3 separate regions of the Homo sapiens genome follow, and regions 2 and 3 are each linked to region 1. The links are chromatin loops, found by intact Hi-C in ENCODE. Cell type or tissue: PC-9. All regions are shown on one strand. Each heading gives the region's core, and the rest is flanking DNA. Links, peaks and the distances in the headings are about the cores only. Region 1 has its middle 27 kb from the start of CTNNA1. Region 2 has its middle 84 kb from the start of CTNNA1. Region 3 has its middle 33 kb from the start of HSPA9.

Region 1 (10,403 bases), core at 929-8,928:
CACAGGGAAGTTGCATAATTTCACCATAGTCACAGACAGAAAGTGCCAGCGCAGGGTGTTGAACCCAGGCAACCTGAGTCCAGAGGCCAACCTTTTAACCATTATACTACACAACCATGGCAACTATAGAAGTGCACTGCTCACATTTCCCTTTGAGAGAACCGCTGTGCAGAGTTGACTGACCTTGGAATTTATCACAGCATTCACATAAAGGCTACACTCTTCCCCTGAGCCGCTGTCAGCCAATAACTGAGCACGGTGGAGTACCAGAGTTAGACCACTCCTGCCTAACATGAGATCTTCCAATAAGCAGCACTTTTTGTGTATGTGCTAAAATATATATAACATAAAACCAACTATTTAACTACTTTTAAATATACAGTTCAGTGGCATTAAGTATATTCAAATTGTGCAATTACCACCATCCACCATCCATCTCAACAACTTTTTCATCTTCCCAAACTGAAACTCCATATCCATTAAACAATAACTCAGCTGAGCATGGTGGCTCACACGTGTAATCCCAGCACTTTGCGCGGCCGAGGCGGGCAGATCACCTGAGGTCGGGAGTTCGAGACCAGCCTGACCAACCAACATGGAGAAACCCCGTCTCTGCTAAAAACACAAAATTAGCCGGGTGTGGTGGCACATGCCTGTAATCCCACCTACTCGGGAGGCTGAGGCAGGAGAATCACTTGAACCTGGGAGGCAGAAGTTGCGGTGAGCCGAGATTGCCCCATTGTACTCCAGCCTGGGCAACAAGAGTGAAACTCCATCTCGAAAACAACAACAACAACAACAAAAAACAGTAACTCTCTATTAGTCTCCTCCCCTACCCCTAGCAAACACGATTGTACTTTGTTTGTTTTGTTTTGTTTTTGTTTTTGTTTTGAGACAGAGCCTCACTCTTTCGCCCAGGCTGGAGTTCAGTGGCACAATCTCAGCTCACTGCAACCTCCACCCGCCAGGTTCAAGAGATTTTCCTGCCTCAGCCTCCCAAGTAGCTGGGATTATAGGTGCCCGCCACCATGGCCTGGCTAATTTTTGTATTTTTCGTAGAGACGGGGTTTCGCCATGTCGGCCAAGCTGGATTATACTTTTTCTCTATGAATTTGACTACTCTAGATATCTCATATCAGTGGAATCATGCAGTATTTGTCCTTTTGTGACTGGCTCATTTCACTTAGCATAATGCCTTCAAGGCTCATCCACGTTGTAGCGTGTCTTAGAATTTCCTTCCTATTAAAGACAGAATAGGCCGGGCGCGGTGGCTCACGCCTGTAATCCCAGCACTTTGGGAGGCTGAGGCGGGCGGATCACCTGAGATAAGGAGTTTGAGACCAGCCTGGCCAACATGGTGAAACCCCATTCTACTAAAAATACAAAAATTAGCTGGGCGTGGTGGCAAGGCAGCTGTAATCCCAGCTACTCGGGAGGCTGAGGCAGGAGAATCACTTGAACCCAGGAGGTGGAGGTTGCAGTGAGCCAAGATCACACCATTGCACTTCAGCCTAGGGGACAAGAGTAAGACTTTGTCTCAAAATAAATAAATAAATAAATAAATAGTAAAATAAAGACAGAATAATATTACATGGCATGTGTACACCACACTTTGTTTATCCATTCATCTGGTGGGCAACCTTTGCTCAAGGACTCTCTATCAGCCTGGCTGAGACTTTTTCAGAACGTCACTTCAGTCTGACGTTCCTCCTACCTATCCTCCCTCATTCTCCACCTCCTTTTACAGATTGTCACGCCTGCATCACAGTCAGAAAGCTCTCACCACCTTTTCCTGCTCCTCCTCTTTTATCCTTCACAGATGTTCCCTTGTTAATGTCTTGCATGCCTAAACCCAGCTTGGTGTCTGTTTCTCAGAGGACTGTATGGACATGACAGCCTCTTTTTTTTTTTTTTCCTTGAGACAGAGTCTCACTCTGTTGCCCAGGCTGGAGTTCAGTGGCATGATCCCGGCTCACTGCAACCTCCGACTCCTGGGTTCAAGCGATTCTCCTGCCTCAGCCTCTCCACTAGCTGGAATTACAGGCACCCGCTCTCATGTCCGGCTTTTTTGTATTTTTAGTAGAGATGGGGTTTCACCATGTTGGCCAGGCTGGTCTCGAACTCCTGACCTCAGGTGATCCACCCGCTTCGGCCTCCCAAAGTGCTGGGATTACAGGCGTGAGCCACCACACCCAGCCCCATTAATGTCTTGCATGCCTAAACTCAGCTTAGTGTTTGTTTCTTAGAGGACTGTACTGACATGACAGCCTCTGTTTTTTTTTTTGGAGACGGAATCTTGCTCTGTCACCCAAGCTGGAATGCAGTGGTGCGATCGATCGGCTCACTGCAACCTTGGACTCCTGGGTTCAAGTGATTCTCCTGCCTCAGCCTCCTGAGTAGCTGGGATTACAGGCCCACGCCACCACACCTGGCTAATTTTTGTATTTTTTTAGTAGAGACGGGGTTTCACCACGTTGGTCAGGCTGGTCTCGAACTCCTGACCTCAGGTGATCTACCCGCTTCAGCCTCTCAAAGTGCTGGGATTATAGGCATGAGCCACCACGCCTGGCCACAACAGCCTCTTAATAAATATTATTTATCATTATTATTCTTGGAAAAAGGAAGATGTATTTAAATTTGTAAAAACAATTTAAGATAGTTATATAGAATAATCGTGGATCATATATTCTTTTTAAAATTTCTTTTGCTACCTAGCGTACATATTTGTATACATGTAGATATGTAGCTATTTCAATATAGAAAATTTAGAAAACATAGATAAGGAGAAAGAAGAAAATTAAATTCACCTGTTATTCCATTACCCTAGATTTTCATTTTGGGGTGCATCTCTGTAGATGTTTATGTGTACATATCCAGTATATCTTTCTTTTTCAGGAAACTGGCTACTCTCATAGTATTAATTGGGTACAGTTGACTCTGTAGAGCTCGGATTTCATAAACTGACCTAATTTAGGAGTGCATTAATTCATCCACTTCATTTAACAAACACTATTCAGCACAAGGAATACAAGATAAACACAGCCTTTGTCAATGGAAAACATACACTTTAGTGGTGGCTATCAACACACATCTCCAGTCAATTACAAAACACTGCTGTGTAGACTGAGAGGAGAGGAGGGCCACCCAGCGCAATCTGGTTTCCTGGAGAAAGTGATGTTTAAATTGTAGTGTTTAAATCTTGAGGAACAGCTAGGAGTTAGTAAGGAAAAAGAGGAAAATTTACGAGAGACATTGTCAAGCTAGAACCTAGGCATAGGGGCCATGTACAATAGGCTTGGTTGCTCAAGGAGCAGATGACTCTATCTACAACCACCAAACACGATTACTGACTCTGCGCGTATGATTGAGTACGTGTGTGTGTGTTTGTAGCAGCCACTCAGACTGAGCAAGGGATAAGACTTTAACCAGTCAAGAACTCTTGGGCAGAGGCTATGAATGGAAAAAGCAGATACTTACACACCCTCCAGGGGAGGAGAGGAGCTAATTGATCCACAGGCTTAGACTGGAAATATCAGCCAAGAATTAAGCTCTCTAAGGGCAGAAATGGTAGCTTCTCTACCCTTGTGGAGTTCATAGGCCCAAGACAAAGCCACGTACAACAAGGACCCTCAGTTGTGACTAGTGCCCATGGCATCACTGGTTCTCTAAAGAGACCTCAGGTAAGAGGAAGACACTTTGGACAATCCTGGGATCATTCTAAGCCATCTCTTCTCAGGAGTGCGGTTGGTTCAACATGAAGTATGGAGTCTAGCATCTTGGAAGTGGTGCAGAAAAAATGTAAAAGCCCAGCATTTCCCTGAATCAATCTGAATTATTTATCAATGTCAGCAGCAGCACTGCCCATCACAGAATTTTCAAGAGAAGGTTGTAGGTCAGCAGGAAGTAAGTGTTGTTTCCAGTATTGTTTTGATGTTAACTTTTTTTTTTATTGTCAGGAGTAGACATTTTATTTTCTGCATCCTGTAATTCTTGTTGGCCAAGTTCTATTTTAGCACCTGGGCATAAATAAAAGTATTCAATGATAATATCAAAAGGGTTCTAAGTGTGCTGACAGGCACCACCATCTCATTAAATGTGAATATCTTTACAGTGTAACTCGATTTAAAAAAAAAAAAAGAGGTAGACAACCACAGTATGGTATTTTTAGGTACGTAGGTGAGGCAGGCGCCCACACATGCCACCACATCCTTCTGAACAGTAAAGACATCTCTTCTCTTCTCCTGGCCTTGGAGGGGATGGGGCTGTGATGACCTGGCATTGCTTCCTCAGTGAAGCCTTCCTTGAGGATCAGCCAGCCCCCCACTCTCATCTCCAAAGCCCATGCTTGTCAAAGCAGCTGCCAGAAAGTGACATGGAGAGTCCAGGCTCAGCCAGGCGTGGTAGCTTATGCCTGGAATCCCAGTGCTTTGGGAGGCCAAGGTGGGAGGATTGCTTGAGGCCAGGAGTTCAAGACTAGCCTGGGCAACATAGTGAGACTCTGTCTCTACAAAAAATTTAAAAATTAGCCAGCCATGCTGGTGCATGCCTGTGGTTCTAGCTACTTGGGAGGCTAAGGCAGGAGGATTGTTTGAGCTCAGGAGTTTGAAGCTACAGGGAGCCATGATTGTGCCACTGTACTCCAGCCTAGGTGACAGATTGAAACTGTGTAAAAAAGACAAGAGAGTCATGGCCCATCTCTGTGGTCAGTGAAGCCTCGGCACCGAGATGGACAGGAACACGCCTAGTCATGGTAACTGGACCCCTAAAGACAGCAATCACGAAGGCCACAACTGTCCAGGGGTCTGCATGTTCTATGCATGGGAGAAATGTCACCACCTCCCTCAGGCACAGGCCTGGCCAGGGGTCGTCACTGGGTGGGTGAACACCCACTGGTCTTCTCAGCCAACTTGGCAGTCAGGATAAAAATAACACCAGCCGCCTCATTTTCCAAAATTAAGGGCGATGCTTTAGCAAATATATGCAGATGTATACAGACACAGATGGGAACAAGTGTATTTAATTGTAAATGAGTCAGAACGGAGCAAATGAGATTTCCCTTATATTTGGGTTCCAAAAATTACAGAGAAAATGTGCCTGAGGCAGAAACAAACTAAAAAAAAAAAATGGAGGTAGGTTATTGAGGCAGGAGCCACATGGGAGAGAACCTTTGGACCCAGAAGGCTGGGACGACTTTGGCCTCCTCTAGGGGTTATGAAACTGTTCTGGCTCCAGAGAACTCAATCCCAGAGGCCCTGAAGTGGCCACAATGCTAATGGGATGAACACAGGCCCAGCTGAGCAGGACTCACTGTGTCTCAGCCTCACAGTGTCAGAGAAAGCAGGGAAAGGAACAGAGGGCTGTAATGGGCCTGTCCCCTAGCGGGGAGCCAAAGGCCAGCTTTTATCTTCTCAGAGAAACAAGCAGAGACAGAGAAAAAGAGAAAAGGAAAAAAAAACACCTCTGCCCAGCTCCATGTGGCCAGAGAGGGGGAGAGAGAGAAACGTGAATGGCAACGGAATACTTTTGTTTGGAGAACGCCATTTCTCCTAAATGGCTTCAAGGCAGGCACCTAGTAACGTGCCAGGGTCTCGGCAGACATTCAGTAAATACTGGAAGGAAAGGAAAGAGAAAGGATGGAAGGTGGGCGGACTGCGTCATCCTGCAAGTCCCTCCCATTCTGTGGAGTGGAGAACTGCAGAAGCTCTAAGGCAGATCACCCAAGTAAAAAGGAACACCCTCCCTGGCACAGGGGAATGTGGGGACTGAGCGTGAAAAGTGAGCCACACCTTCTCCCCAGGCCGCCTACCCTGTAAGCTCACTCTCCTCCAGAGGGAGCACCTCCTGTGCCTAAGCAATAGTAATTTGCCCCTCAGAGAATAGAAAAACTGGTTTCACCACAGCAGGAGGCCCAGCTATCCCCAGGGCAGCAATCTGACACCAAGTCAGGAAGCTCTGTGCATCTGGGCAGGCTCAGAACTTGGCAGAGGGTCTGGCACCTTGTAGGCATTTCTTGCGTGCCAGCTAGTAAATGAAGTTATGAATGCATGCACACGTGAATGAATGCAACAAAGATGCGCTCCCCACACTAACATGGTCTTGCTCTGTGGTTTGGACCCTTTTCCCTCTCTCCCCAGGCTTGTTTCTTTTGTGACTCTGCCTCCCAACCTGCAGGAACAGCAAACCCCACCTTTTTCCTCAGGTCCAGCTCCCCTGACTGGAGGATTCCTGGAAGGCGGGAAGCACAAAGTCTCCTCTTGGGGAAAGGGCCGGGGGGCACTTTTGTCCCCAGCCAACCCTGCATTCTTTGGCTGATCACATTTGCAGTCCTGGCCTTATCTCCCCAGAAAGCCCAGAAGGCAAGGTTGGCCTTGCTGACATTTCAATTCAAGGCCACCCTCACCATACCCCCAGCCGGCTCTCACCTACTGTACCCACATCCAGTATTTCAGCCCTGAAGAAATCAGATCTTGTGTGTCTGGTGTTCTATAATGGGAGGTGGGAGGGTTGCTAGGGGTGTCCAAGTGCTCTGAGAACCACATACCCAGGAGAGCACATGTCTCAGCCCTGCGGGCCCTCTGAGCCAGACTGTCAGTGCCTGTCCCTGCCAGTTGCCAGTGGATACAGAAACAAAAGAGGGAAATGAAGAAACAATGCTCTTGCACAACGCCCAGGAGAGTTGTGGGCATCTGGGCATCATCTCTGCTACTCCAGTCTGCCATATACCAGCCTAGTGGAAGGGCTTACTTCAAATGAAGTCAAGGAGAGCTGAAGAACTGGCTCCAAGCAGAGCCCCGCATCTGCTTTTCACAGGCCTGCCTTCTTTTTTTTTGAGATAGAGTTTTGCTGTTGTCACCCAGGCTGGAGTGCAGTGGCACCATCTTGGTTCACTGCAACCTCTGCCTCCCGGGTTCAGATGATTCTCCTGCCTCAGCCTCCCGATCAGCTGGGACTACAGGCGCGCGCCACCACGCCCAGCCAATTTTTGTATTTTTAGTAGAGACTGGGTTTCACTGTGTTGGCCAGGCTCATCTCAAACTCCTGACCTTGTGATCCACGTGCCTCGGCCTCCCAAAGTGCTGGGATTACAGGCATGAGCCACCGCACCTGGCTTGCCCAGTTAATTTTTGTATTTTTAGTAGAGACGGGGTTTCCTCATGTTGGCCAGTCTGGTCTCGAACTCCTGACCTCAGGTGGTCCACCAGCCTTGGCCTCCCAAATTGCTAGGATTTCAGGCATGAGCCACCGTGCCTGGCCTCACAGGCCTGTTTTCAACACTGGCTTCCTACAAAAGTGCTGGCCATTTTCTTCAACCTGCCTCCCCTGCCTGCCCTGGCTTTCTTCATCTGACTCTGCACTATATTTCTGCTTTTTAGCCTTCCATCTTCCTTCCACTTGTTTTTCTTCTTCTTCCTGTCTCTTTCTTCTTCCCTTCTTTTTCTTCTTCTCCCCCTCTTTCTCACCTGCTCCATTTGTTCAGCACTTTACAGTTTATGAAGTGCTTTCGGGTACATCGGGCATAAGATGAGTTCAGGAGCGTTGATGACAAAGTGGGGACCATAGCATATACCAAACTGGGCAATTAGAAAGCAGATTTTGTTAAAATGGAGAGAAGAGAGGGACTCACCAGGACTTCAAAATAAGAGGGAAAATCATCTCGTGGAAGCTTCGTGCTGACGCTGGGCTTTGGAAAAGCCACCCCTCTCTTTCATCTTCTCCATGCGAGGCCTGAAGACTGACATCTCTGCTTGTGTTTTGTGAGACATCTGTCTTGGTTTGGGGTATCCTGAAACAGGGGTTCAAGTGCAAATAGTTTATTTAGGAGGTGATTCCAGGAAACATTGGTAGGGGAGTGAGGAAGTAAGAAATAAAAAGAGAAGGGCAGGTCGGGCTATGTACTGTTCTCACTAACCGGAATGCTCTTCTCTTTCTTATCCAAATGTTGGGCCAGGCGCGTGGCTCACACCTGTAATCCCAGCACTTTGGGAGGCCAAGGCGGGCAGGTAGCCTGAGGTCAGGAGTTCAACACCAGCCTGGGCAACATGGTGAAACCCAATCTCTACTAAAAATACAAACAATTAGCCAGGCACAGTGGCATGCGCCTATAGTCCCAGCTACTCGAGAGGCTGAGGTAGGAGAATTGCTTCAGCCTGGGAGGCGGGGGTTGCAGTGAGCCGAGATCGCGCCATTGTACTCCAGCCTGGGTGACAGAGCGAGACCTTGTCTCAAAAAATAAAAAAATAAAAGAGAAGGAAACCACTAAGTGGTGTATATTAACTCACTGCAAGGACTGCTGGGGGTGGGGGCCCTAGAAGACAATGAGGAACATGCATCAGGGCTATCCCAACTGAGCAACTGAGGGGTGAGGAAGCTGGGGCATTTATCCACCAACACCAACACCCCTCACCCCCCACCAACAACGTGTGTATGCACACACATACACTTCTGTCATTGATTGGAAGCTGCTTCTTGAGCTGAGCCATTCACTCACTGGCACTCCCTACTTTCCCTTTGTAGAGAGGCCAGGTGTGTTCCTGTGGCCAGAACAAAGCCCTCAGGCAGCGCCCCAGGTGTTTGCGTGATCAGTCTCTGGGTAGAGAGGTGAGGACTAAGAAGATTTAAGTGAGGCAACAACATCTGCTACAAACCCCTGTAGCCTTCCAACTTGCACCCTTTAACTTGAGCCAGTTTGAGTGGGTTTCTATCCCTTGAAGCTAAACAGTCCCTCACTAAGCTATCTCCCCTTTTCCTCATTACTCCCGGTAGATAAGCACAAATATTCCTTACCCTCTCTCCTTTCTCTTGTCCCTGTTGCCCTCAAATGTCCCTCCTCCCCATCTCAAAATGCCTTCACATCTCCCCCCATTTCTTTTTCCTTTGCTTTGAGCTTGGAACCTTTCCCTTCCACGTGAGCTTTTGCACACACAGACACACACATCCTACTTCCTCCAAGATGTTGTTCTGTCAGTAACCCTCCTTGAATGATGGACAGTAGATCTAAAGGGAGAATGTTGCAGGCAGAGGAAGAGCAACAGCCAGCTCTTATCCAGGGTCTAAGGGGGCCCCCGCCCAATGCCTTCCTGTCATCCAGGATACAAAGTCCAAGCCCTGAGCCTGGAACTCAATACCTTAATCCGATTTACTGTTTCTATCTCATCTACTTCTGTCTTTCCTACGCACCTCACGAATCAACCAACATGTATTGAGGGCTTTACTATATACCAGGCATGGACCAGCCCTAGGGGAACAGTAGTTAATAAGACAGACACAGTCACACAGTCCCTGTCCTCAGAGAGTCTACAGCCCATCAGGGATGGAGAAGAGAGAGATGGGGTAGAGATCACAGGAAGGCTGCCCTTCTCTGAACCAGTAAGCATTCGGAGGAGGAGCCTAGGGCCACCTATCCTCCTGGTTTCTGTGCCTCTACCCATCTATTGTATCCAGCCTCCAACAATCTTCACCTCCTGGTATCCACATCTGGTGTAGTTCCTTCCCACACTGTGCCAGAGTTGATCTATGTGACCAATATAGAACATAGCAGAAGTAATGGTATTTCGCTTCTGAGATTAGGTTATAAAAGACGCTGCAGGCCAGGTGTGATGGCTCACGCCTCTAATCCCAGCACTTTGGGAGGCCAAGGTGGGTGGATCACGAGGTGAGGAGATCGACACCATCCTGGCTAATATGGTGAAACTCCGTCTCTACTAAAAATACAAAAAATTAGCCGGGCGTGATGGCAGGCGCCTGTAGTCCCAGCTACTCAGGAAGCTGAAGCAGGAGAATGGCGTGAACCTGGGAGGTGGAGCTTGCAGTGAGCTGAGATCGCACCACTGCACTCCAGCCTGGGTGACAGAGCAAAACTCCGTCTCAAAAAAAAAAAAGACTTTGCAGCTTCTGTCTTGGGCTCTCTCTTCTCAGTCTCAGTCTCTCTCTCTCATCAGTTGCCATATCAAGTACCTCTATAGAGAAACTGAGACTTGCAGTAAACAGCCATGTCAGTGACTCGTCTTAGAAGTAGACCCTCCAGCCCCAGTCAAGCCTTCAGATGACTGCTGAAGCGGGGGCATTTATCCACCAACACCAACACCAACACCCCCCACTCCCCCAACAACATGTGTATGCACACACATACACTTCTGTCATTGATTGGGAGCTGCTTCCTGAGTTGAGCCATTCACTCTCTGGCACTCCCTCCTTTCCCTTTGTAGAGAGGCCAGGTGTGTTCCTGTGGCCAGAACAAAGCCCTCAGGCAGCGCCCCAGGTGTTTGTGTGACTGCAGCCCCAGGCAATGAAACCTCTTGAGAGACCCTGTGTCAGAACCATCTTGCTAAGCTGCTCCCCAATTTCTTTTTTTCTTTCTTTCTTTCTTTTTTTTTTTTTTGGGATGGAGGTTCACTCTTGTTGCC
Region 2 (10,403 bases), core at 1,001-9,000, 57 kb after region 1:
CTCCAAGCCTCAGAAGTTTCTCAGCATTACTTTTTTTTTTTTTTTTTTGAGACAGAGTCTTGCTCTGTTGCCTAGGCTGGAGTGCAGTGGTGATCTCGGCTCGCTGCAACCTCTCCCTCCCGGGTTCAAGCAATTCTCCTGCCTCAGCCTCCTGAGTAGCTGGGATTACAGGCGCGTGCCACCACACCCAGCTAATTTGTGTATTTTTAGTAGAGTTGGGGTTTTGCCATGTTGCCCAGGCTGGTCTTGAACTCCTGAACTCAGGTGATCTGCTGGCCTCGGCCTCCCAAAGTGCTGGGATTACAGGAATGAGCCACAGCACCCAGCCTCTCAGCATTACTTCTGCTGCAATTTATTAGTTACAAAGGAGACATAAGCCCACCAGACTCAAGGGGAGGAGAATTAAACCCTATCTCTTGATGGGGGAAGAACAAAGTTCTAGAAGAGCATGTAGGATGGGAGATATTATTGTGAACATTTTTAGAAAATTTAATTTGCCAAAGGCTTGCAGGTTAGAATTCATACTTCCCATGGACTTGCCAACCATCCCAAGAGAACAAGGCCTAAGGTCCCCAAGGATGATGGGGCCAAAAGCACATGCTCCTGTCTGTGCCCTGCCTTACCCTGTGGAGGAAGCCTCCCGAAGACCCAAAAAGAGAAGTTACCTGAGGCCCAGAATGAGTCCTCAGAGAGTCCCCTGGCGAACACTCAGTGAATACATATCGCATCAGAGAGCAAGAGAGCTGCAAACTGTGCTGGGGTCCCATCTCATATGATGCGGCATAATGATGTTGATGGTGAAGATAAGATATTTACTGAGTGCCTATTTGGGAGCAGGCATTTAAATGTATTTTTGTTTTTCATTTAAGCCTCCAAAAGGAAACGTATAACCTTAAATGCACGTCTTAGAAAAGAAAAAAGATTGAAAATTAATGAGCTAAGAATTTATCTTAATAAATTAGAAAAAAAGACACAGCAAATAAACTCAAAGTAGAGGGAAGGAAATGACAAAGTGGAGAACAGAAATTGAAGAAACAGAAAACTAACATGCAGCAGAGAGGATCAGCTAAGCTAGCCACAAGCCAATTGTGTGAAAATTGATAAATCCCTGGTGATAATGATGAAGAAAAAGTTGAAAGAAGGCAAAAATATTCAAAGTCAGGAATGAAAAGAAAGGTATTGCTATGGATGTTACAGGCATTAAAAATAAAATAAGAGGATATTGTGAATAATTTTGTGCCAATAAAACTGAAGGGTATATTCGAAATAGACAAATTGGTTGAATACATAACTTAGCAAAACTGACTCACCTTGACACAGGAATCAGGATAATCCTATAACCATTAAGGAAATGAAATCAGAAGTCAAACATGCTCCAGGAAGAAAATCTCAGGCTTCACTGGCAAGTTCTAATCTTTTTTTTTTTTTTTTTTTTGAGATAGGGTCTCCCTCTGTCACCCAGGCTGGAGTGCAGCGGCGCGATCGTGGCTCATGACAACGTCCACCTCCCAGGCTCAGCCTTCCAAGTAGCTGGGACTACAGGCACGCCCCACCATGCCTGACTAATATTTGTATTTTTTGAAGAGATGGGGTTTCGCCATGTTGCCCAGGCTGGTCTCGAACTCCTGAGCTCAAGTGATCTGCCCGCCTTGGCCTCCCAAAGTGCCGGGATTACAGGCGTGAGCCACTGTGCCTGGCCAAGTTCTAATTCTTAAAACACCCCAGGAGAGTGTTATAATTCCCATCTTCAGATGAGGAAACGGGCTCCAAGAAATCAAGCAACCTGCCTAAGGGCTCAGAGCTAGTAAATGTCAAAGCCAAGATTTTTTTTTTTTTTTTTGACAGGGTCTGGCTCTGTCACCTAGGCTGGAGTACAGTGGCATCATCTTGGCTCACTGCAACCTCCACTTCCAAGGCTCAAGTGATCCTCCCACCTCAGCCTCCCAAGTACCACAGGCACACACCACCGTGCCCAGCTAATTTTTTGTATTTTTTGTAGAGATGGGGTTTCACCATGTTGGCCAGGCTGGTCTCAAAACTCCTGAGCTCAAGAGATCAGCTTGCCTCAGCCTCCCAAAGTGCTGGGATTACAGGGGTGAGACATCACGTCCGTCCTGAAGTCAAGATTTGAACCCTGGTTGACTTGGCTCCAAAGCCAGAAAGTTCAGCCATTATACTCCTCAGCCTCTCCTTCAAATGCTATAGCCAGTAGCATAGATGTGAGGTGAAGGACAAGGCTGTGGTCCAGAAGCCCTAGAGACAAGTATCTGATATGTCCACTCAGAGAAGAAGGAACCTGGAGATCCCCAGGACCCCACTCTGCCATCCTTCAAGACCTATTCAAATGCTACCAGTGCTTCTCTGCAGAGCACCATAAACCCTGCCCAGAGACCCCATAGCTGTCCTAGGCCCCCTCACCTTTAAATGCCTCTGTCTCTGGGCCTTTTCTATATATTGTCTGCTGTGTATCATTCTCACCAAAGTTTTCCAACCTTGGAAATGCATGGCTCCCTGAGAATACAGGTCTTGGTTTGAGAAAGCTGCACTGAAAAGTTAAATGCTAGGCTGGGCATGGTGGCTTACACCTGTAATCCCAGCACTTTGGGAGGCTGATGAGGGAGGATTGCTTGAGCCCAGGAGTTCGAGACCAGCCTGTGAAACACAGAGAGACACTGTCTCTAAAAAAAAAAAAAAAAAAAAAAAAAAATTTTTTTAAAAGAAAATAGAGGGGCATGGTGATGCACCTATAGTCCCAGCTACTCAGGAGGCTGAGGTGGGAGAATCATTTGAGCCCAGGAGTTAGAGGCTGCAGTGAGCTATGATCATACCACTGCACTCCAGCCTGGGAGACCCTGTCTCCAAAAAAAAAAAAAAAAAAAAAAAAGTTAAATGCTGGCACTGTAGCAGATCACTGGGGCTCTGAAAACTGTAAGGCAACTACCAAACTACCATAGTCTTCTAGGCCAGGGGTCTCTAACCACTAGGCTGCGGACCGGTACCAGTCCCTGGCCTGTTAGGAACTGGGCTGCACAGCAGGAGGTGAGTGGTGGGCAAGTAAGCATTACAGCCTGAGCTCTGCCTCCTGTCAGGTCACAGTGGCATTCGATTCTTCTTTCTCCTTTTTTTTTTTTTTTTTTTTTTTTTTGAGATGGAGTTTTGCTCTGCTGACCAGGCTGGGGTGCAGTGGCATGCAATCTCGGCTCACTGCAACCTCCACCTCCCAGGTTCAAGCAACTCTCCTGCCTCAGCCTCCCAAGTAGCTGGGATTATAGGCACCCGCCACCACAACCAGCTAATTTTTTGTATTTTTAGCAGAGAGGGGGTTTCACCATGTTGGTCAGACTGGTCTTGAACTCCTGACCTTGTGATCCACCCACCTCGGCCTCCCAAAGTGCTGGGATTACAGGCGTGAGCCACGCTCCAACCGGCCTTAGAGTCTCATAGGAGCGCGAACCCTATCGTGAACTGCACAGGCGAGGGGTCTAGGTTGTGCGCTCCTTATGAGAATCTAATGCCTGAGTACAGTTTCATCCTAAAACCTCCCTCCGTCTGTGGAAAAATTGTCTTCCACGAAACCAGTCCCTGATGCCAAAAAAGTTGGGGACCGCTGTTCTAGACCACCCAAAATATGTTCTTGCTAAAAGTTATTTTAAGATTTTCACTAAAATAAAAACTAAAATTTAAATATTCTCATGGTAAAATTTGTGGTCCCCGAAGATAGATTTTATAACAAGCATGAACTGCTCCACAACATAACGTAGCATTTCATTCTCTCTTGAAATCAAAATTAAATCCAGTTTAAGTTTTGTGGAATGCTAGATTTTGCTTCCATCTCTTCACCCCCTCCTGGGTAATAGGGTTATCTATCCACATTCTTTACCCAGTAACTGTGAGCAGGGTGGATTTCTCCATACCTTGCCTCGGCTCAGCCATGTGACTTGCCATGAGCAGCAGTATTTTAGCAGATGTGACATGAGCAGAGGTTTAAAATGGGCGTGCACACTGGGACTGTTGCTGGGGTACTTCTGCCATCTCCATGAATGTCCCCTGGCTGGCCTGCTGGTCATGAAAGGAGGATGAGGGACACATAGAGTGGTGCCAACCCATGCCAGCCAAAGCTGGCCTATAGCAATGAACCCCAGCTGGTCCCCAAACACATGCACTAAATAAACACTGTTGTATGCTGCTGAAATTTTGTGATTGTTCTACCGCACTCATTACTGGGACTATGGTTAACTGATACAAGCCCCTTCTTACCAAGATTACCATGTCCTTCAGTACTGGCCATCGGCTGTGGCCAGTTGCCACAGCTAATATGTATGCCCGGCCTGGTTGTGAAGCACATCTGCAGGTGGGGGCTGCAGCCCCACCTCCTCTGTGACAAGTTCAGTCATGGTGTCCTTTGAGAACAAAGGCTCCCAAAACTATAGCCCTTTGTGCTCAGCCCTCATAGGCATACATGGCCCTCAGTGAAATCTGATCGCCTGGGTTTGATTCTTGGATCCATAACCTTAGGAAGTTCACTTAATCTTTCTTTGCCTTATCTGTCAAATGGAAACAATGATAGTACCTACTTCACAGGGTTCTTGTGAGAAATAAGTGAATACGTACAACATGCTTAACACAGTGCCTCCTGGCGCACAGTAAGTATGCACTAAATGCTGTCTATTATTATTATCACACATGTGGTCACCCAAATATTCTTCCTCCTAGGTCCTCCCATCTCAGAGGATGCATCCTCATGAGTGCAGGTTTCTGCCATCGATGGAATTCATACCTTCATTCCCTTTCTGATCTTGAGAGTTCCAACTAACCCTCCTGAGTTGAGACCATCCCACTTTAATCTGGGAAGCATTAAGCCTCCAATCCTAATCTTTGTTTAAAACGTCTGTTTGGAAGTTGTCTTCTGGGTATCCTGCTGCTTGCAGCTTCTCTTTTCTACTCTGAACTACACCAATCCTCATGGGGGTCAAGAAAGTCCACACTTCAAGGACATGAAGCCTGGTTCTCTCCTGCCCCTCGCCCCAGGGATGAAATGCCTTTCATTCTTTTTAGGTGAGCCTGCAGCTGAGAAAAACTAGACATGGTTATTTCCTCAATAGGTCATTCTGCTACAATTAATTCTCAATAAATCTTCACCATGAGACTGAATTCCTCGGCTATGTTTTATTCAGTGTGTACCTCCAGCACTTAGGGCAGAACCCACACTTAGTAGGTGCTTGATAAATGTGTAAATGAATGAATGAAGAATATGAATCACAGGGTGGGAACAATTTTCAAACTATGGGTGGAGAAATCAACATGATCATTCACTGTGTGCCCAGCCTCCTGCTTGACACTGAGGTCCAAGCAAGAAAAGTAACAAGGCACTTGGAGCTTGTAGTCAAGTCCTCAAAGACTAAAGTCTACAAAGGAAACAGAGCTCAACCACACAAATCACTTGCTCTGCCCATCCCACATCAGAGGGAACCCAGTGAAGTGTTGGTTCAGAAGAGGCAGGATGTGGCCTAAGGTCTGAAGGCACGGGAGGGGCCGGGGCAGAGGGCACGGGGGGCCCAGCTTACCCTGAGATAAGGTGTCCCAGAACACCACGAGCAAGGGCACAGCACAGGAATGAGATGGCTATTTGTGGAAAATAACCATGACACCAGCCTGAGCCATTTGTAGCACTTGTGATAGGGAGTCATGGGGGTAAACTTAGCTATTTCAGGCTGTGGGCTCAGTGTTGAGACCTGGAGGTTAGGCTGGGAGTGGATCCTGGCAAAACTGGCCACAAAGACTGGCCTGAGGCGAGGTGTGACAGCACCCACTAGCAGCAGGGCTCTCTTTCCTCTCATTCCAGGACCAGGTGAGATTTGAACCCCTGCCAGAGACTCCAAATATGAGCCCACCACAGGGGCATATCCCTCTGCTCCTCTAAGAAGGTGAAATTTGTATGGGTGAGGAGGCTTTGGTTTCCAGCAACAGAAAAACTCTAGCTAACTTAAGCAAAAAATGATCGTATTAGAAAGAAATGAGGGTGGCTCACAGAATCAAAGAAAATGCTAAAGAGGCTGTCCCAGAAATAGGAGGAAGCAGGACATTGAAATCAAGGGCTATGGAACAATCCCTTTATGGTGCCGCCTTGGGGATACATTAATTCCATCCTTCCTTCTTTCTTTCTTTCCTTCCTTCCTTCCTTCTTTCTTTCTCTTTCTTTCTTTCCTTCCTTCCTTCTCTTTCTCCTTTCTTTCTTTCTCTTTCTTTCTTTTCTTTCTTTCTTTCTCTCCTTCCTTCCTTCCTCTCTCTCTCTCTCTCTCTCTCTCTCTCTTTCTTTCTTTCTTTCTTTCATAGAGACAGGTCTTGCTATGTTGCCCAGGCTGGTCTTGAACTCTTGGCCTCAAGCAATCCTCCTGCCTAGTCCTCCCAAAGTGCTGAGATGACAGGTGTGAGCCACTACACTGGGTCCCATTTTCATGTCATTCCATTTCAGATTCAAGGAGGTGGCCAGGCACAGTGGTTTATGTCTGTAATGCCAGCACTTTGGGAGGCTGAGGTGAGAGGGTCCCTTGAGCCCAGGAATTTGAGATCAGCCTGGGCAACAGAACGAAAGTCCATCTCTATTTTACTTACTTAATTAATTAATTTATTTATTTATTTATTTATTTTTAACCAGAGTCTCACTTTGTTGCCAAGGCTGGAGTGCAGTCTCTGCTCACCGCAGCCTCTGCCTCCCAGGCTCAAGTAATTCTCCTGCCTCATCCTCCCTAGTAGCTGGGATTACAGGCGCTTGCCACCACGCCTGGCTAATTTTTGTATTTTTAGTAGATATGTGGTTTCACCATGTTGGCCAGACTGGTCTCAAACTCCTAACCTCAGGTGATCTTCCTGTCTTGGCCTCCCAAAGTGCTGGGATTACAGGCATGAGCCACCACGCCCAGCCCCATCTCTATTTAAAAAAAAAAAAGGATTCAAGGAGGAGAGAGCATCTGATTGGCCTAGCTTGGGTCACATGCCAATCCCTTAGCCAGGGAATGGAGGTAGCCTTCATTGACAGTCCACCAAGATTACAGCAGCTGAAACAGTTGCCCCAAGCCAAATCTCCAAAGCTGATGCCAAGGCAAATGGATACTGAGCAGGCCAAAACAGTGGCTCTCCATTACAGGACGTGTGCACTGGGAAAACCTAGGGCCCAGTTGGTGCTGCAGGCTGGGGAGAGCGGGAGGATGGAGCAGTTACCTGAACTGATAGGTGTACCCTTGTGACTGGATCCCTAGGCCTCAGAGCCCAGAGTCTACTTCAAATTCCTCCCTTAGGGGCCTTCAGGACTGTTAGGGTGAGATGTGAGCTGGTGTGGAAGAAGGGGCTGTTAAGGTTCTAAGTGGCTGCAGTGAGCTGAGATCACGCCGTTGTACTCCAGACTGCGCAACAGAGCGAGACTCCATCTCAAGAAAAAAAAAAAGGTTCTAGGTGGGAACCCCAGGCCAGTGTTGAGAAGTGAACCCATGAAACTGAATAATTTAATAGTTCCAAAGTGGGAGGAGGGAGGGACTTGGCTTTTCCTGGGATATGGCAAGCATGGACAGTAAGCCCATTCTCAATCTCCAGGATGCCAAGAGGGTCAGGCGTTCCCCCGGCTTCCCCAGGCCCCTCACACCACATGGAATTTCAGAAGATCAGAGGCAGAGGCCAGTGCTCACGCAGGGGAGAAGTAGGGAGAAACCTCCTGCTTCATGCAATTGAAAGAGAGTCAAACGGGGGCGGGGGTTTGTTAGGAAAGTGTAATTACCAAGCCTGCCTGTTCCTAAAGCCTGGCACGAGGAAAATGGGACCATCTGGGATCCTGATGCTGTACAGCGGGGGCAGAGGTAGACTCAGGGCAACCGAAATCTTCTCCTTGTGGTTGGAGCCTCCCTGAGCCTTGTCCAGACCTGGCCCAGCTCAGTCTGAGAGGTGGAATGAGTTCTGAGCACAGGTTGCAAAGGGACTTGTAGGCTCTTCAGGAACCAGGGAGGAGTGGGCTTACAAGAATGTGACATCAGGAGGAGGAGACAAGAAGGTTCTAGATTCACTCTCCATTCTTCCCTGCCCTGCTCAGAGCCACAGGAAGCTGACCTCTGTGGACTTACTGCCCTGGCTTCTTGCCCTCAGCTTCCTGTTGGGTTTGGCCAATGGAAGCCACTGGCAGGAGACTAGCTGATGGGATGAGAAAGAGGTCAGGGCACTCATTCCACACCCTCAGCCCCACTGCTGGGCCTGGGTGTTGGCAGCAGCTGCCTTCCTCTGTAGAAGGCCACAGCTCCCACAGGGCAACAGCTCTCCCCCAGCCACAGCTGTCACCAAGTTCTGCCAATACCACGCCCAGGCACAGTGGCTCACACTTGTAATCCCAGCATTTTGGGAGGCCAAGGCGGGCAGATCACTTGAGGTCAGGAGTTCGAGACCAGCCTGGCCAACATGGTAAAACCCCATCTGCACTAAAAATACAAAAACTAGCCAGGTGTGGTGATGCACACCTGTAGTCCCAGCTACTCGGGAGGCTGAGGCGGAAGACTCACTTGAACCCAGGAGGCGGAGGTTGTAGTGAGCCGAGATCGCACCACTGCACTCCAGCCTGGGTGACAGAGTGAGACTCTGTCTTAAAACAAACAAACAAACGAACGAACCAAAAAACCCACCATGCCTCCTCTTACCCCTTCCAGCCTCCAGGTGCTAAGGGCTTTCTTCTGCAGCCAGGCCCTGGGTGCCTCCCGGCCCTCGTAGTTTCCTGCAGCCCCAGTCGCCTGTCACTAGTCTTTTCATTAGCCTCTCCTCAGCTTACCCTCTGAAGGAGCCACCTTTTTTCTGCAGGCCCCTGGTGGAACAACCTCTTACTATAGCACAGCAGCATGGAAGCCCCCTATCACCTTGGCCCCTTGCTGAGCCCCTTGCTTGCCCAGGGCTGCCTCAGAGAGAACAACAGTCAAGGAATCTCAATCAAGTGTTCTCTGGTGTTTGGCAGAGCCCTTAAGAGGTTATTCTGTCACCTCCCTGCCTCCACACATGGAGAATAGTAGTAGGGCTGAGACTGGCCAACCCAAGAAAGGCCTTCAGCTGAGGAGAGGCCCTGTGGCCTCAGCTGCCCCCAAGGATGGGTTCTTTGGACCCTGCTTTGCTTCTGTTCCTTCTGCTGCCATCTCAGCCGATTCCTTGTCTTGTTAATGAAAAGTGTGCAACTCTGTCCTCCATGGACTCTTCGTAGCAGGGAAGCCAGGGCTCTTTTATAACCTTCCCCTGAACTTCAGCAGTCTTCCACTTACCTCTTCCTTTGCCCAGAGGTAATCCTTTTTTCTGCCCCCACCCACTACCTCTTGCTCAGAGCATGGTGAGGAGCAGGGAGAAAGATTGGGAGCCTTCTCTGAGCCTTGCACTCCCGCCCCAGACCTTGGTTTTCCCAGGAAGCAGCAGGCAGGGGCAGGCCTGTTTCAGACTGAAGGCAAGACAGATGCTCATTAAGGAAGCTGAGAACAGAGGGAGGTGACTAATGGTGTCAGGAGCAGAGCCTAGCGGGAGCAGAGAATTGAGCAACGGGATCAGAATTGAAAGTGGGAGAAAACAGGAGAGGAGAGGAGTCAGCACCCAGAGCCAGCGCGGCTCTCACTCCCAAAGGATTCTCTTAGGAGAAAACACAACCAGCCTCCTCCTACAACCTGCTTCTCTCCCTCCTGAAAGCTGTGATCGTTGAAGACTACTCTGTCACCTTGTGTGGGGGAGGGGTGGCTAGGACATGGATACAGATAAAGGTAAGCTGTTCATCCATTCATTTCACAAACATTCACTAAGTGCCTGCTACATACAGGGCACCAGCAGTGAATCAGACAAGCAGAATCCCCGCCTTCATGGAGCTTATTACCTGATGTATTTAAAATGCAGACTTACGGCCGGGTGCAGTGGCTCACACCTGTAATCCCTGCACTTTGGGAGGCTGAGGTAGGCAGATCACCTGAGGTCAGGAGTTCCAGACCAGCCTGGCCAACAGGGCGAAACCCCGTCTCTACAAAAGTACAAAAATTAGCTGGGCGTGGTGGCGGGCAACTGTAATCCCAGCTACTCGGGAGGCTGAGGGACAAGAATCTCTTGAACTGGGGGGCGGGGAGGCTGCAGTGAGCTGAGATCACACCACTGCACTCCAGCCTAGGTGACAGAGCGAGACTCCGTCTCAAAAAATACAATACAATACAATACAATACAATACAATACAATACAATACAATACAATCCAGACGGCCTACTGTGGCCCACAAAACTGCACATGGTCTCTCCAACTGCACTCTATGCCCCTCTTTCTCTCACTCTGCTGAAGCCACAAAGGCCCTCCTGCTCTGCCCTGAGCATGCCAACTTCACTCCTACCTCAGTGCTCTTGCCTTGGCTGTTCCCTCTGCCT
Region 3 (10,403 bases), core at 906-8,905, 120 kb after region 1:
TGAGTGGGATAAATATTTCCCTTGGGATCTTGTTTACAAACTCAAATATTTTGTAAGCAAATAATGCTAAGAGAAACTCTAGCCCTTACTTTGGTGAAATGCTCACAAAACTGTATTCTGAGCTTTGAGTAAATGAGGTTTTTTTGTTTTTTTTTAATTTCACTATTTATTGAGTTTTAAATACTCTAAGTTGTAGTTCATATATAACATAAATAGCTCTGTGAAAGGAAGAAAAACTATATTTCAGGTACTTTTGAGGTTATTAAGCTCAGAAAACCCTGGGAAAATGAACTTGAATCTATGGAAATATTTGTTAATCTCACAAATCTACCAGTTCTTTTCTCCACTCGAAAGTTAATTCATATACACCATGAAATACTATGCAGGCATAAAAAAAGAAGGAGATCATGTCCTTTGCAGGAGGAGCCGGAGACCATAATTCTTAGCAAACTAACACAGGAACAGAAAAGCAAACACTACATGTCCTCTTATAAGCGGGAGCTAAATGATGAGAACACATGGACACAAAAAGGGAAAAAATGAACACTGGAGATTACTGGATGGTGGAGTGTGAGAGGGAGAGGATCAGGAAAAATAACTAATGGGTACTAGGCTTAATACCTGGGTGATCAAATAATCTGTACCACAAAGACCCATGACTTAGATTTACCTATATAACAAACCTGCACATGTACCCCTGAACTTAAAATAAAAGTTACAAAAAGAGCTAAGCATTCTGGGGGAAAAAAATTCATAATTTTTGAGTAAGCTTCGTACAATTTTCCACAGCAGCTGAATCATTTTACTTCCCAATGAATTTGCCAACTCTTACCTTTTGTTTCCCTTTATAGTAGCCATCCTAATAGACGAGATGACATCTCACTATGGTTTTGATTTGCATTTCTCTAACAGTTAGTGTTGTTAAGCATCTTCTCATGTACCTTTTGGCAATGTGTATGTCTTCTTTGGAAAAATGTCTGTCATATAATCCAACAATCCCACTTCTGTATTTTTATCCAAAACAATTGAAATCAAGATCTCCAAGAGATGTCTGCATTTTCCTGATTATTGCATTATTTACAATACACATGATATGGAAACTAATGCCCATCAATAGATAAGCAAATACAGCAAACATGGCATATACATACAATAAAATATTATTTGGCCTTAAAAAGAAGAAAATTCTGTCATATATGACAACATGGATGAATTTGGGGTACATTATACTAGGTGAAATAAGACAGTCACAGAAGCACAAACTGCACTGTTCTCCTTACACCAATTATCTGAAATAGACTCATAGAAACAGAAATGAGAATGGTGCTTGTCAAGTGCTGAGGGATGGGGGAAATAGGGAGTTGCTGTTCAACAGGTATAAAACTTCAGTTATGCAAGATGAATAAGTTCTAGACCTCTGTTCACCATAGCACCTATAGTTAATATAGTTAATATTACTGCATTGTGTATTTAAATTTTTGTTAAGACCGTAGATCTCATGCTACGTGTTCCAACTACAATAAAGACGTCAATTCACAGTGAATATATCATTATAAATAGATATTTATATTTTCTCCGTGAAGCTTCATGTAATATTAACTAACTTCTTAAGAATATTTAATGGTGTTCCAGCTACCTGCGAGTAAATGAAGTTTTTACCCTGCAGAAAAGGAGTCATTGCCCAAATGAAATACCCTGATTTCAAAAGCATGAGGAAGAAGTGTCAATCTGGAGGTTTTTCATTGTATACATGTTTATTCTAATGCCGCGCAATATTGGGTAATGGCCAACCTATTGCACAAACATTTTTCAAGTATTCATGTGTAGACTATCTAAGGGCAGCTGTCTAACCAATCTTGTATATGATTCTTTTTGTTCTGTCTGCTTTTATCTTTACTGTTTCCCAACACACACATGCACGCCCAATTCACATCCACACTCAGACACACATTTACTCACAGGCATGCATAAACTAACACACTAACACACACATTCTCTCTCTTTTTTGTTCTCTTCTACACACACATACACATACACACCCACTTAGCCCAGAGCAAGCAGAGCCCAGAACTGTGTCTTCTGGTGGCTACGGAAAGATCCCATGACCCCTCTGAAAAGCATCTCTTTGTTCCCTTTCTCCCCTCACTGTAATGTTTCCTTTTCCTGAATATCACGCAGCAAGGGGCGGGGAGGGAAGGAAGGGAGAAAGGAAGGAAAGGAAACCGTGGTCTCCCCCCAGCCCAGCAGTGCAGGCTGTGAGAAGCAGAAGGCTCCTGCTCCTGGGTGCTGGCATCTCTCCTGCCATTTTTTCTGAAACTTTGGGGTGTTTTTCTCTCCGCAGCACCCACGCTCCCCTCCCTTTCTGCCAAAGCTCCTTGTTGTGACAGAGCGAGCGGCTGGTGGGTGGGGGGAGGGGAATCAGCTAGGTGGCCTCCTGGCTGAGTTACAGCTCCCCCTCCAGGAGCAGGGAGGGCGGAGATGAGACCACAGACAAATCCTAGAAGCCCCCCTAGTGCTGACCCCCCTACATACCCAGAGCGTCTGTACACCCCCCAACACCCACCCATACACACACACACATACACACACACACACACACACACACACCCCAGATGAGCGTGGCAGGCACAGCCACACAGTAACACTCAGGCAGGAAACCCCATGTCACATTGGCATGGGTCTGCCCAGAAGCAATCCATGCCCCACGCCCCCTCCTTTGATCTCTCACCCCTCTGCTGGGCCAGAGAATGTTGCTGGGTGCTGGGCCTTGGGTGCATGGACTCCGATACCACCGGCACTTCAAGCACAGGGACCACCAGCGGCAGCGCCAGCGACTGCCCAACCCCCTCCTCCCAGGGCTCCAGCAGCACACCCTGAAAAACACAGACACAGTCCTGCTTGGGGGGCGGGGCAGAGGAAGTGTGGGGTACATCTCATGGGCTGTGGCCTCGCTCCCCTCGGGTTCAGCTGATGGCCAGCAGTCCCTGGGTTTGTCTGAGAGAGAGATATCACTACAAGAGGGAAGGAGAAAGGATTCAAGGACCTCTCAGAGCTCTCTCAAAACTCCAAGAGAACCAGCCAGTGAGAGCCAAGTGACGGTCCTGAGTACCGGAGGACCCGGCGTTGCCAAGCTAGATCCTGGGTCAGAAAAGTCAAAGGACATTCCCTACTGTGCGGGGATAAAACATGTGACTCTGTGGGCTCAGCTGCAAGTACCCAAAGATGGGCCGCATCATTTTCCTTGCTGGCCACTGGAGGGCCAATACCCTGCCCTCCTCCCTCCCCAAGACCTTCTCTTTATCCGGCTGCTTCTCTGGTCCCTGTGCTTTAAGCACATTATTTTATTTTAATTTTCATAACTCCACAGGGTGTTACTGTAGAAAAAAAAAAACTTGTGGTTCAGGAATTTTACATGATTTGATCAAGATTACAGCCAAGCGCGCGGTGGCGTGTGCCCGGAGTCCCAGCTACTTGGGAGACTGAGGCAGGAGGATCACTTGAGCCCAGGTCAGGAGTTGGAGTCCAGTCTTCAGCCTGGGTAATATAGCGAGACCTCATTTCTGTCTCTCCGAGAGAGAGAGAGAAAGAGAGAGAGACGGAGAGAGAGAGACAGAGAGAATACACAACTAGCAAGTGAGGGAGCCAGGGTTCGCCCCCATGCCTGGGTAACTCGTAACCTTGGCCCTTCCCACTGCTTCTCAGGAGCGCGCCACTGGAACCTTCCCAGCTTCCTCTGAGTGAGCTGGAGAGGGAGTGTGGTGTTGAAGAGAGTGTTGGGGGAGGTAGAAGAGGCATCTGCCTACTGACTTTCTTCCAAGGGAACAAAAGTAGCGCAGCCTGGGAACCCTCTGCGCTGTCTTGCAAGCCTTGGGAGGCAGTGCCCAGTGGCTCGGGTGATTCCTCTAGTGCCATTTCTCCTTCAGGACCCCACACTTTCTTGGCCAGTGTGCTACATGGCTGCAAAAAGCCCAGCCCTGGACAGGCAAAGAATGTGTTGATTCAGAAACAGTTTTTAAATTAATAAGCACGTGGTGATTCAGGCTGTTTGTTCAGGGCAACGTGCTGCCTAAATTGGAATGTGCCAAACTCCGTTCTCCCACTTTCCCCCACCTCCTCCGCCTCTCCAGGTCCTGGCTGTTCCCCATGTCATTCTGGTAGTCAGAATTCCGGTTCCTCCATACCCTCAGGCAAGGCAATTATTAGTCTGCAAAGCCCAACTTGCCAACTGAGCAGCTTCCCTGGGCTCTGAGGTCTCTCCTGGGTGTGTGTGTGTGTATGTGTGTGTGTGTGTGTGTGTGTGTGTGTGTGTGTGTAAAGTACTTTTTCTTCTTAAATTGAAAAGTGATTAATCCATCGGTTCTCCTCTCTTCTGGAACGTGTCCTAGGAGGACAGGTACTACTCAGTTTCATATCTGCTGTCAGGAGGTCGGCATGAGCAGCTCCTCCTTGAGGCAAGAACTACAGGTTGGGCTGTCTTGAGGATGATCAAACTGGAAATTATTCTTCCCAGAGGGGCTGCCATCAGAAGTTTATCTCATCTGATCTCCCTTCAAATAGAGTTGCTCTTCTCTTCAGCCCAGACAAACATAATACATTCAAATATTCATTTGACAATTATTTATTGAGTCTTTATGAGCCAGAAATGGTTCCAGGTGTAGGCATATGGTGGTAACGAGACAGAGAGGCACCCTACTCTCATGGGGCTTGCATTCTAGTATGTGGGGGTGGGGAGAGGCAGATAAGAAATGAGGAAACCAATAATTAATGCCAGGATATATATCAAATAAGATATGATAGAGCAGGGATCAGATCAGCAAGCTATAGTCATGGGCCGAATCTGCCTACCACCTGTTTTGTAAACAAAATTTATAAAGTAAATAAAGAGGCTGGCACAGTGGTTCATTCCTGTAATCACAGCATTTTGGGAGGATTACTTGAGGCCAGGAGTTTGAGACCATCCTGGGTAACATAGCGAGATCCCCTATTCCTGCAAAATAAATATTTTTTAAAATACCCAGGCAAACCTGGTGGGCACACAGCTGTGGTCCTAGCTACTTGGAAGGCTGAGGCCAGAGGATCATGAAGTTACAGTGAACTGTGATCGCACCACTGCACTCCAACCTGGGCAAAAGGGTAAGACCCTGTCTCTAAAAAAGAAAGAGAGAGAGAAATAGAGATAGAAAAAAAAGGAAGGAAGGAAGAAAGGAAGGTTGGATGCTCAGCAGGGGCCTACTTTATTTTCTCTTTTTATTTATTTTTTAATTAATTTTTGAATAGATAATATATTTAATGAATCTACATTTTTTAAAAATAGAAAAAAGATATGCAGATAAGTCTCTTTTCCTGCCCTGTTTCCTAGCTATCCACTTTCCTTCCCCATAAGCAACAAAATGTTAATTTCTTGTGCATCCTTGCAGAGAAATGTATTCATACAAAAGCAAGTACATGTGTACAGTCTATGTTTTTGCCCCCAAGGAAGCTATTTTAAATTGGGAGATCGGGAAAGATTTGTGATTTAGGATAAAATTTGAATAAGAAGTTGCCAGCCAGGCAAAGATCTCAGAGCAGCAGCTTCCAGGCTGTGGGAACAACTAGCGCAAAGGCCCTAAACTAGACCTGCCATGGCAGGCCCTGAAATGATAAAGGAGGCTCATGTGTTTGGGACACGCTGGGCCAGAGGACAGTGATTTGACATAAACTGGAAGAAATTAGAAAGCAGGAAGATTCTGCTCTTAAAGGCTGTATAGGCCAGGCATGGTGGCTCACGCCTGTAATCCTACCACTTTGGGAGGCTGACGCAGGCGGATCACGAGATCAGGAGTTTGAGACCAGCCTGGCCAACATGGTGAAACGCTGTCTCTACTAAAAATTAAAAAATTAGCCAGGTGTGGTGGCGCATGCCTATAATCCCAGCTACCCGGGAGGCTAAGGCATGAGAATCACTTGAACCCAGGAGGCAGGGGTTGCAGTGAGCTGAGATGGTGCTACTGTACTCCAGCCTGGGAGACAGAGCAAGACTCTGTCTTAAATACATAAATAAGGCTCAGCCGGGCATGGTGGCTCACTCCTGTAATCCCAGCACTTTGGGAAGCTAAGGCGGGTGGATCACCTGAGGTCAAGGGTTCGAGACCAGCCTGGCTAACATGGTGAAACCCCGTCTCTACTAAAAATACAAAAATAGGCCGGGTGTGGTGGCACACACCTGTAATCCCAGCTACTTGGGAGGTTGAAGCAGAAGAATTGCTGGAACCTGGGAGGTGGAGGCTGCAGTGAGCCGAGATCATGCCACTGCACTCCAGGAGACAGAGTGAGGCTCTGTCTCAAAAAAAAAAAAAAAAAAAAAAAAAGGAGAAAAGAAGAGAAAAGAAAGAGATAACATAAATAAAGAGAAGAGCAATTAGCACAGTAACCACTCAACAACTTTCTCCTCCTCCTCCTCCTCATTACTTGGTTTACAAAACACTTTCTCATCAATTATCTCATTTGATATTTGCAATAACCCTGTGATTGGGTATGGCAGGTGCTACTGTTTCCATTTCACAGGTAAAAACACTGAGGCTCAAGATGATTAAATACATCATCCAAGTCACAGAGCAGAAACAAACCCAGGTGTTCTGACTCCACATAGCACAAGCTTCTCTCATTGTGGGGAGAGCAGAGGGCAATGTAAGCAGGCAGAATAACAGGAATGAGAGAAAGAAGCAGGGAGCGTTGGTAAACCCAACTGCCTGTCATTTGCACCAGGCATGCTCTCTCAAGAGGAGCCTGTACCCTCTGCCTTCTAGGTAGTCTTCATATTCCCAGATCACAAGTCCTAGCTCAGGAAAAGGAGCAACTTACTGGTGGACAGCCTCAACAGAGCAGGAAAATTGTGAACAAGAGAAATTCACCACCTCTACAGTCTCATTAACACTGCAGACCTACACACACATGCACCAGACCTGCAGGTTGTCAGCGGTTAGTTACTAAGCCTGAGGCCTGAAATAAATTAGGCTGCGTCTCAGAAAAAACAAGGTTATGTTACTCATATTAAGTATTCGTGTGGATTAAAATGCCATCTACTGTTTTGTGGGTCACCTTTCTTTTCTCAGGGCCCTGCTGAGTGGCTGGAAGGGTTATCTTCCACATGCGCTACTCAGACTCTGTCCTGTCACCTCCCAAAGGGGACTGGCCGAATTGAACCACCTACCCCTTGTCTATCAGAGCCAGGCTATGAGGCCCCCGGGTAGGGGCTTCAGTGCCTGCCTTTGGAATAAAGCTGCCTTCTAGGGTTGCCCCTGGCAACCAAACTGCTTGAATGTCTGTATCTCTTAGAGGAGACTTGGGAGTTGGGGAGGAGGAGGATTGGTCCCTGAACCACAGGATGCAGGGAGCATGTGAGGCATTGTCCCCCTTTCCACCTTTCAGCCCCTAGACCCCACCTCCTGATGACAACAAGTGTTGTCCCCTCACCTGGCTTCTGCAGGTCAGCAGAATTAGCCTGAGATTCTCCCTGAGGACAGAGAGGTTGGGGAGAACCTGCCTGCTTAGCCTATTGCAAAGATCCAGGTACCCAACACATCTTTGGACAGTTCCTGGCATACCATATGCCTTCAAATGCCTAACACCATTTCGTCCTTTAAGCTTCAACATCCCCTTCTCCAGGAAGCCTGCCCTGACTTGCCTTTTGTGACCTAGGCAGAGATAGTGTCCCTGCCTGCGAAACCCTGAGTATCACTCTATCATAATACACATCACTCCATTGTAGATGTATCTGTTTTTATTAGTTTCTTTAGGTTAAGGAGTGTGTATTATTCTAGCCCAGGACCTGGCACATAGGCACAAAATAAATGCTTATTGAATAGGTAAGTGACTGAGTGAGAACACAGGACTGTGACAGGAGAGCATTTCCCAAACCAGCAGTCCTGTAGTCCATTGTAGATTAGTGGGAATGTTGCAAAAAATAAAAAGGAGTTCTTTGCTTAGATAATGTTGGGAAAGAAACTCCCTCCCTTCCTGAGGCAGGAAGGAGCTCTTCAAGCACTGGCCAGAGGAAGCAGAATGTGCAGAGCACAGAGGGGCCTGAAATGATTCAGCTGCATCCACAGTATAGGGTGTGCAGGGGGAAAAAGGAACCAAGACAGTCCTGAAAGCTGAATTGATGCATTTGGGACAGGAGAGTGGCAAGCTCCAAGCCTCATGTTAGGAAGACAGATCTGGCCAGGTGTGTAGGGTGGACTGGAGGGAAGAACCAGCTGGCAGGGACACTTGTCAGGAAACTGTTGTGACAGTGCAGACTTGATCTGTAAAGGGTCTAGACAAGAGCAGTGACAGAGGGAAATGAAAGCAAGAAATAAACCACCCAACTCTATTGGATGGCTTCTTCATCAGCCCGGGGACGGCAGCTGCTGCCTGACCCTGGTTAATTACCAGCCTGTGGTTGCCATCTGAGCTGACTGGCCACCAAACACTTGGTGCTCTGCAGAAGTCCTAGCTGCCCTGGTGCTGAGTGGTGTGGGGTGGAGGGTAAGTCTAGGAGAGCATTTCCCAAACCAGCAGTCCTGTAGTCCATTGTAGATTAGTAGGCATGTTGCAAAAAATAAAAATGAGTTCTCTGCTTAGGTAATGTTGGGAAAGAAACTCCAGAGTCAACAAAGGGAGAAAGTTTCTCTACTGGAACATGTCAAGGAGCCATGTACCCCTTCCCTCAGTGTTTATCAACCTGAAATGGCAACAGAGCCCTTTTCATACCATACCCATTCACAGCTCCTAAGAGAGCACTCACTTGCTTAGAGGTACAGCTTCACTCACAGTCCTACCTCGGAAGCAGTAAGGAAGCTGCTTACAAGCTCTGGCTCTGAAGCCAGTGGGCCTGGATTCAAATCCTAGCTCTACCACTTGATGGTTATCTAGCCTCTCAGTTTGCTTATCTACACAATAGGGAAAATATTAGAAGCTACTGCAGTAGGGTTGTTTGGAGGGTTATATTAGTGAGATATGTACCTAGCACTGTACCTGGCGCATAGGAGTCCCTCAAAAATTTGAGCTACTGTTTATATCCTATGCAAACCATGTACCCTATAATGAGAGTTCAAGCTCTGAACCAGGGCAACCTGGTGAGGGGAGGGCGTCAAATTCTCTCTGGAGAATTAGGAGTAGAACGCAGGGCCAAATGGTTGGCAGTGGGAATGAAGGCGGACAAGATGCGTAAAAAGAGGAGCCAGAATCTGAGATCGAGGCCTGAAGAGTCACAGCCAGCACCTCATCACGAGTCTGCCCCTCACTCTCTCCCCATGCTCACAACCCCATTTTCTGGCTGCCCCTGCTTACCCTCCCTATATCGGAGTAGCATCAGGCCCGTGGATGTTTCGAGCCAGTGGCTTCCACCAGGTGCTTATTGACTCTTACTGTGTGAATGAGAAGCTCATGTCATGTCCTCATGACTACAGGGAACACCACTTCCCCTATCTTTTACTCCCCCTTCCTCTCTTCTTTCCCTCACTACACACACACCTTTCCAGATGCTTCCCTTGAACCCAATAGCTGTCACACATTCCCAAGAACAGCCTTTGGATCTGGAAGACAGAATGAATAAAGGAAATCATTCCTTCCATCAATACAGCATTTTGCAAAGTGATTTTATACGCTTTTTGATAACACTCTGAGGAAAGTATTATTTCCATTTTAGAGATGAGTAACTAAAACTTATAGAACTTAGTAATATCTCAAGGTCACACAGCTACACACGGTAGAATCAGGGCCTGAACCCCACACTTTTCACTTCTAAGCCAGGGTCATGTCCACTGTACCCTCCACCCTGGCCTCCCTGCCAACCCAGGACTCAGGGTCAGTCAGGCCACTATGGCTGCAAATCACAGCCTTTATCTAAGAACTTGTCTCTGGGCAAGTCATATACAGTTCTGTGTGTTTTGTGGGTAGACACCACCCCCAAGTACCTAGCTTTGCCTCTGGAAGTGACTTTTAAGAAGAGGTAAGCTAGTCAGGGTATTCAGGGATGCCAGGAGCAAAGTCTTGGATCAGAGCTGCTCTGCCTGCTCGTGTCACAACACTCTCCTCTGGGGGAAATTCCCAGCAGCTGTCATGTGGTTGGGTTCAAGATTCTGCCCTAATGTGGTCTGACAGCAGCTAAAAGGCTAGAGTGGGAAGATCTAGGACTGAAAATCCCTCAGTGGAAACCTGGTTTCCTGTTACTACCCTTTGTGTTCTCTGTGTTTGAGGGACTCAGGAAGACTCAGGCACCGTGATTATCTGGCAGGTTTTGAGTCTCATTCATTAGCCATGGGAAGAGGCACCTCCTCCTCCTGTCCATCCAGAGAGGGCCTGAATCTAAGCACACCAGGCAGATGAGTCTGTGCTTCCCATGTTCCCCCTTTAGACCTGGCTCTCATCTTCTCCTGCAATGG

What was found. Peaks named below come from ENCODE experiments on the same cell type or tissue, not always from the same donor. Only the 100,000 strongest peaks of a DNase experiment are listed, where the experiment ranks them.
Region 2: a loop joins it to region 1, with 5 times the contacts of the local background. A loop is called at or near these places in 6 of 110 quality-filtered maps.
Region 3: it touches region 1 in a loop (10-fold over the local background); 5 of 110 quality-filtered maps call a loop at or near these places.

Annotation. Positions count from the first base shown.
Region 1 is chr5:138,720,847-138,731,249 of GRCh38, reverse strand. No RefSeq gene overlaps it. Among named protein-coding and RNA genes, the nearest start is that of CTNNA1, 27 kb to the left of the region's middle. In PC-9, for the core only: a CTCF peak has its summit at 5,824 (motif pointing right); DNase peaks (open chromatin) are centred at 5,889, 6,569 and 8,549; H3K4me3 peaks cover 986 bases; H3K27ac peaks cover 2,816 bases.
Region 2 is chr5:138,663,843-138,674,245 of GRCh38, reverse strand. No RefSeq gene overlaps it. Among named protein-coding and RNA genes, the nearest start is that of CTNNA1, 84 kb to the left of the region's middle. RefSeq lists a silencer at 5,453-5,502 and an enhancer at 8,010-8,510. In PC-9, for the core only: no CTCF peak of the experiment used is centred there; DNase peaks (open chromatin) are centred at 5,115 and 5,645; H3K27ac peaks cover 1,898 bases.
Region 3 is chr5:138,603,415-138,613,817 of GRCh38, reverse strand. It overlaps the pseudogene RPL10AP10. Among named protein-coding and RNA genes, the nearest start is that of HSPA9, 33 kb to the right of the region's middle. RefSeq lists enhancers at 2,333-2,965, 2,966-3,598, 3,599-4,231, 9,849-9,918, 9,939-10,018. In PC-9, for the core only: no CTCF peak of the experiment used is centred there; DNase peaks (open chromatin) are centred at 1,787 and 4,157; H3K27ac peaks cover 1,720 bases.